2 separate regions of the Mus musculus genome follow, and region 2 is linked to region 1. Evidence: chromatin contacts called from ENCODE POLR2A ChIA-PET data. All regions are on one chromosome and are shown on one strand. The core of a region is the stretch at or near the end of the contact, and the rest is flanking DNA. Distances in the headings are between cores, read along the strand shown.

Region 1 (2,999 bases), core at 159-2,658:
GGCAGAAGGGAAGGAGGACGGAGGGAAACCTATTTCCCTGGTGATGGAAACCTAGAGAAGGCCTTTTTGTAAACCCACACACGTGTGATTCCAAAGGCACCAGGAGCCAAGGAGGATTCTGGGATAGTTCAGGAGCCTGATTCCCAAAGCAAGAGGCATTGAATTTCACTGTAAAACTCACCTTCTGATCTGGTCACTGACGTCATCCTGGATGAAGGAGGAAAACAGGAAAATGAGGAGATCCGTTCGAGCTCCAGTCTCACAGGGGCCTCACTATCCCATAATAGGTCTCATGCTTCAGGTGCCCTCACTTGCCTCCTCCGAGATTCTCAGCAGCAAGATTACTATCACTGACTGCTGTCTTCAAGAACTCGGTCTACAGAACCTATCTTAGCTCCTCACTTTGTGAGGCACTAGCCCCCAGTTCCGTGGAAGGTCTTAGGATCTTTGTTTTCCAAACGAGAAAACAAACAAACAAACCCCGCATCACTTCTTACTCTCTCCAGATTTTGCCATGGCTGGAAATCCTACTTTTTAATCTCTGCCCACATCTGTCCTTCTACCCATAAAACAGAGTCATCCTCCTCCCTAACTCTGCTTAAATACGCAGTCACTTCTCTTTGGCAGATTTGGAGGCCACACATCTTTCCTCTATAGAACTGGTTGGAGATCGCACCACATCCCCATTTCCAGCACCTGTCACAGAAAACAGACAGAGAGGCAAGGTCGAGTATCCATCCCGCCACCTTGCATCTAAGTCTCCCTCCCAAAAGACCGCTGAATGTGGAGGACGCTTGGTAAAAGCGAATGGAGGCTGAGGGACCATACTGAAAGGACAAAGACTCTAAAGATCTAAATCACCACAATCCTCGTGGGTGATCACACAGACTCCAGCTTGGATAACAGACATTGAAGCGCTTCTGAGGCTGTACACGTGACAGCCTTCTGACGTCATTATCCCAATCAACAACAGGTCCCACAACTCTGAGTAAGGGACTCTTTCGGGAGACCCAGGTTCCCGGGGCACAGCAGTGTAACCCCGGCTGCCACCCCAGCCCTCCGACCTGTCCCAGGCCACTATCTGGAGTCAAGGACGCCAGCAGTGCCCGGGAGCGAGGAGTGGCCTTCTTTCAGGCGTCCTGTCAGGAGAAAGTCTCTGAGCCCCCGGGGCCCTGCGGCTGGGAGCGGCCGGTGGGCCGGGCAGAGGCGGGTCAGGGGAGAACCACATCCGGGTCCCGAACCCCAGCGTGACGCCGGTCTAGCCCAGCTCCCCTCCCCGCGTTCCTGAACCAGTAAGCCCAAGGTCACCTCTGCAAACTCGGCGTCGCCGCAGAAGGTCCTCTCCCGCGTCAGTCCGGTTCGGGGTTCCCCGCTGCCTCCGCTACTTACGAAACTCCCGCCGAACAACTGCGCGTGCGCAGCCTCCGCCTTCCGCGCTGGCTCGCGCAACCCGTGCCTCCGGCGGAGCGCCTGCGTACTCCGGGATTTAACGTTCTGGCCCAAGCGCACCTTGTCCTACCGTTTTCACCCAGCTACAGATCAAGCACATCTGCAGCTACGTCCAGGCCTGGGGATTGACCTCTCCAAAACACCAGTTTGCTGACTTTTCCCGCCGTACATCCTACCTATGGGTGTGGTGCTGTTCCAGGCCATGGCTTCCCCTCTATCTCTTTGATTCCAAAAGTCTGGACAGTGACTTTCTCCAGGGAGAACTGGAGCTCTGAGCTCAGTCTGTACCCTGCCTATCTTCCTGCTCCATGGGCCCCTCCCATGGGCCCTTAAGTACCTAGCAAAGTTCAAGCACACCCCCTGCCAGCGTTAACAGCCAACCCTACTGCCACAACCCCGTGCCAATTCTTGCCTCTGTTCCTTTGTTCGAGCATGCTTTTTGCCTGGAAAGCCTTTCCTTTCTCCTTCCACCCTTCTATGTTGACGCTAGATGTTCAGTGCTCATGTCTGTTCCACTGTCCCGTGCCTGGGAGGGTCTTCTTCAGGACAAGGTATAGAGGCATCAGAATGCCCCCCATGCATCAATGAAGTGAATCCTTTCAGATCTGAACCTTGTGAACTGAGAGTAGTACGAAAGATTCCAAAGGTCCAGTTGTGGTGGTGCATGCCTTTAATCCCAGTACTGGGAAGACAGAGGCAGGAGGATCTCTGTGTCTTTGAGGCCAGCCTAGTACCCGGGCCAGCCAAGGATACATAGTGAGACCCTGTCTCAAACAAACAAACAAAAAACAAACAAAAAAAACAAAGAAGCAAAAGATGGGTCTGGCAGTGGTGGTGCACTCCTTTAATCCCAGCACTTGGGAGGCAGAGGCAGGTGGATTTCTGAGTTCGAGGCCAACCTGGTCTACAGAGTGAGTTCCAGGATAGCCAGGGCTATACAGAGAAACCCTGTCTCAAAAAACCAAAAAAAAAAAAAAAAAAAAAAAAAAAAGCAGAAGATGGCTAGCTGAACCATAATTTTGATAATTTTGACCATTTTGAAGTAATTGTGGTCCCTTGGAAGTTTTTTGGTAAGAGGTAGAAATGTGTATTCCAGAAGTTTCTACTCTGCCATTCTGGTCTAATAGTTTCAACAGCTATCTGGAAGAGGTGTGTTCTTATTCCTGAATATCACTTCCTGGAGCACCTCATGTGTTGATGTCCCCAAAACAGAACTTAATATTCCCGGCCAGAGCTGGCCATGTTGGGACACACTGAGATCACTGCCTCGTGGAATCCAGTCCCAGTAAACATCCTTGCTCGGAAGTCTTCCGTGGCTCCCTTCTGTTAATAAGATGCATACAGATTCTTGCCCTGTTCCACATCAAAGTTTCATTTCTTAACTTCATTTCCCCACCCCCTTTCTGGTTACTTTAAAGCAGGTTCTCATGTACCCCAGGCTGGCCTCAGTATATAGCCAAAGATGACACTGTAACTTCTGACCCTCCTGTCTTTCCCTCCCAAGTATTGCCACCATGCCTGGTTTTGCCTCTTTCTCCCAGGCTTTCTCT
Region 2 (2,999 bases), core at 199-2,698, 52 kb after region 1:
CTCTTCTCACCCTCAGGACATGTTTCATGACAGCTTTGAATCCCAGAAAGGAAAGGGCAGTTGCCCAAGGTCACATGACTAGGAAGGTAGCATGGGTCAACTATGAAGCTGATGATGCCGAAGAAGGGCAAGCTTGAAGGACTACAATGATTAACAATGGCCTGTCAACAGCAAGTCCCAACACAACTTTCTATGTCCAAAGAGCCTGAAGGGCCTTGTGTGCCTGTCTCATTGAGCCCCGAAGTTATAAGCAGGGAGACAAAGAGGAGAGGCAGCCTTGGACACACAGCAAATGCCTAAAGCACAAACAAATGTGCTCATCCATGAGGTCACTATTCACAGTGCTGGTCCCTGCCAAAGGCCAGCAGCAGCGGTGGCCCCCAGCTCCTGGGTAGATCAGTCTCTGGGCTCTGAACCTGGGATTGCAGTGCGACCCTGTGGCTCTGATCTTCAAGGAGAGAGATGGAAATCATAAGCAGTACCTCAGGCCAGGCAAGCATCCTGAGGCATGTGTGACCAAACTCAAAAATCACATGATGGGTGTTGTCACGCCATTTGACAGAGGGAAACTGAGGCTCCAAGGAGGAAGTGATGCAGGTCACCCAGGACACAGAGCCAAGGCCAGAGCATCCTTATAGAAGGATGGGGTACATGTTACTGACATGTTCTGGGGCTCTCTACAGGAAAAGCAGTGGATCCCAGAGTCCCCCAGCCGAGGCTCCTCCCATCACGTGCTCCTATGATTGGTGCCATGCCTACCACACAGGACTCTATTTTGTAATTTCATTTTATAGTCATGAAAGTCTCTATAGGGGGCTGGAGAGATGGCTCAGCGGTTAAGAGCACTGGCTGCTCTACCAGAGGTCCTGAGTTCAATTCCCAGCAACCACATGGTGGCTCACAACCATCTGTACTGAAATCTGGTGCCTCTTCTGGTGTTGAGGCATATATGTAAGCAGAAAGCTACAGACATAGTAAATAAAGGTTTGTTTGTGTGTTTTTTTTTTAAAGTCTCTATAGGATACTAAACTTATCTCCATGTTCCACAGTGGAAACAGGATCAGAGATTGAAGCAGCTTACCCAAGCCCACACGGCCATAAAGTGGCCAGACCATCCTCATGCTAGCGGGTCTCCCTGTTGAGGGTCGGAGATCTTGTTAACTGTGTGGACCAGCAAAAGGAGCCTGGGAGGGTTGTTCTGGGGTGGCGGCTGGGGAATCTCACTAATAACATACCAGCTCAATAAAACCACCGGAGCTCAAAAGCCCTGCAGGGCACAGGGCCAAGGAGCCTGCTGAGCAGGAGAGGAATCCCTAGGCATACCCCCCACCTCCGTCCCCGCCCCCAGTCCCTCTCCACCTGGTTGAGAGGTGCCTAGGGGAAGACAGGGAAGTCAGCATTCTGAGGACCTCCATAATTGCCTCTAACATCCCCAGCACACTGGGAGGAAGGGTGATGGCAAAACTGTGCGGCCCGCTAAGACAGAGCCAGAACATGAGCTCAGCGTTGCAGCTGCGGGGGTGGGCAGGAGCAGCGCGGGCATGCAGATTGGCTCGTTCAAATCCTAACAGAAGGGGCCCTTCCCCTCCTCCTGGAGGGCTGAGCCCCACCCCCATCCCAGCTGCTCTGGCCCCGCCCACCAGCCTGCTCCCCACCTCTCTTCTCGGTCTTGCTTGTCTAGGGTCCCTCCCAGATTCAAAGACCAGGGCCCAACCGCAGATTCGCCTGAACGGCTCGCTCCGCTCTTTCCCTCCCTGCTCTGTCTCCTACCGATGAGGGAACCGGGGAGTTGTTAGGTTGTTTTTTTTTTAAATCGTGTTTTGTTTATGATTTTTTGGATAACAAGATCTTAGTGTGCAGTCAAGGAAACTGGCTCCACACAGGTTCACAGGCTTGCATAGAGTCTCAACGCTGGTCACAGAATGAACAGTGTCCTTTCTGAATGCCCTGCAGGGCTGGATTCTCAGGGCTTTCCAGCAGCAGGTGTGTGGCTTGCTCAGCACCTGCCTGCCCTCCGGGGCCCTTGGGATCTTTCCCCAAGGAAGTCCTGGATCTTTCCCAGGCTCACGCCCTCTTCCCCCTTGGGCTACCTGCAGAACTCCTAGGCTCCTCCCAGTTCTGTACCGGTCGCAGCACCCTGAGTTCCTTGTTCACACTGGACTGAGTTCTGAGAGCGGAGGCTGGCTCAGGGTCCCCACATTTTGGGGGCTTACATAAGACAGACTGGCAATGGGGACTTCTCTCCTCCATCCCCGACCTAAGTGGCGCCATTCAGGCTTTCTCCTTAGGCAGAGAAGCAGCAGGTTCCAGCAGTGAGGTCTGAGAGGTGGATGGGCCTGACGTCTTGACCCTGGATAGGTGCTTCTCTCCTCTGAGGCCCAGCCCCCTCCTCCAGAAAACGGATGCAGTAATAATAGCTACTCACTGTCAGTCCCTCTGGTGTCTTAGCCAGGGTTTTAATATTCTGGATTGTAGGTTCTTATACCCATTTTGCAGATGAGGACATTGAAATATAGAAGACTTGATTAAAACCTCAAAGCCCAAGTATCCTGGAGCCCAGCTCTGAACCATCCTGGTTCAGCTGCAGTCTTCCCATAAGAAGCCTGTGGTGCTGAGCAGGGACCATAAGTAGGGCCTACTCAGAGGCCAAAGCCACATACAAAGCAGACATACAAGAAACGGCCTCTTGCTGCTTCAGAAGGGTTCTTGTCATACCATTTCCTGGCTATCCTGTTTGGAGGATGTGTTGATCCACCAGGGGTCCCCACTTTGAAGATGGAAAAACTGAGGCCCAGAGAGGCAGGATAATTTGCTCAAGGCAAGCAGTAAGCCACAGGCCTAACCTGGATCCCCAATGGGGTTTATGATCCAACCACCCAACGAGGGCACCTGTGAAGGTTGGCAGTGACCCCAGACTGACCTTGACGTCCTGTTCCAGACCTCGGATGAGTTCCCCATCAACCTGGCCTGTCTGGGCAGCGCGGAGGCTGCGGCGCTCA

The links. ChIA-PET counts read pairs that join two places held with the same protein, here RNA polymerase II (POLR2A).
Region 2: POLR2A ChIA-PET joins it to region 1 with 11 read pairs in embryonic stem cell. The contact joins the enhancer-like site here to the promoter of Dsn1 in region 1. POLR2A ChIA-PET finds 5 or more read pairs at or near these places in 3 of 5 experiments (Patski and embryonic stem cell).

The regions. Positions count from the first base shown.
Region 1 is chr2:157,005,667-157,008,665 of GRCm38, forward strand. It overlaps Dsn1 (DSN1 homolog, MIS12 kinetochore complex component), which reads right to left and starts at 1,409. Exons shown (of 11, transcript NM_025853.3): 1 at 1,309-1,409; 2 at 182-207. The coding sequence starts at 206.
Region 2 is chr2:157,057,268-157,060,266 of GRCm38, forward strand. It overlaps Soga1 (suppressor of glucose, autophagy associated 1), which reads right to left. Exons shown (of 15, transcript NM_001164663.1): 2 at 2,921-2,999. Among named protein-coding and RNA genes, the nearest start is that of Soga1, 20 kb to the right of the region's middle. Within about 2 kb of position 1,449, at least 1 of the 3 ENCODE cell types and tissues checked has a DNase peak (open chromatin) inside an H3K27ac peak, as active enhancers do.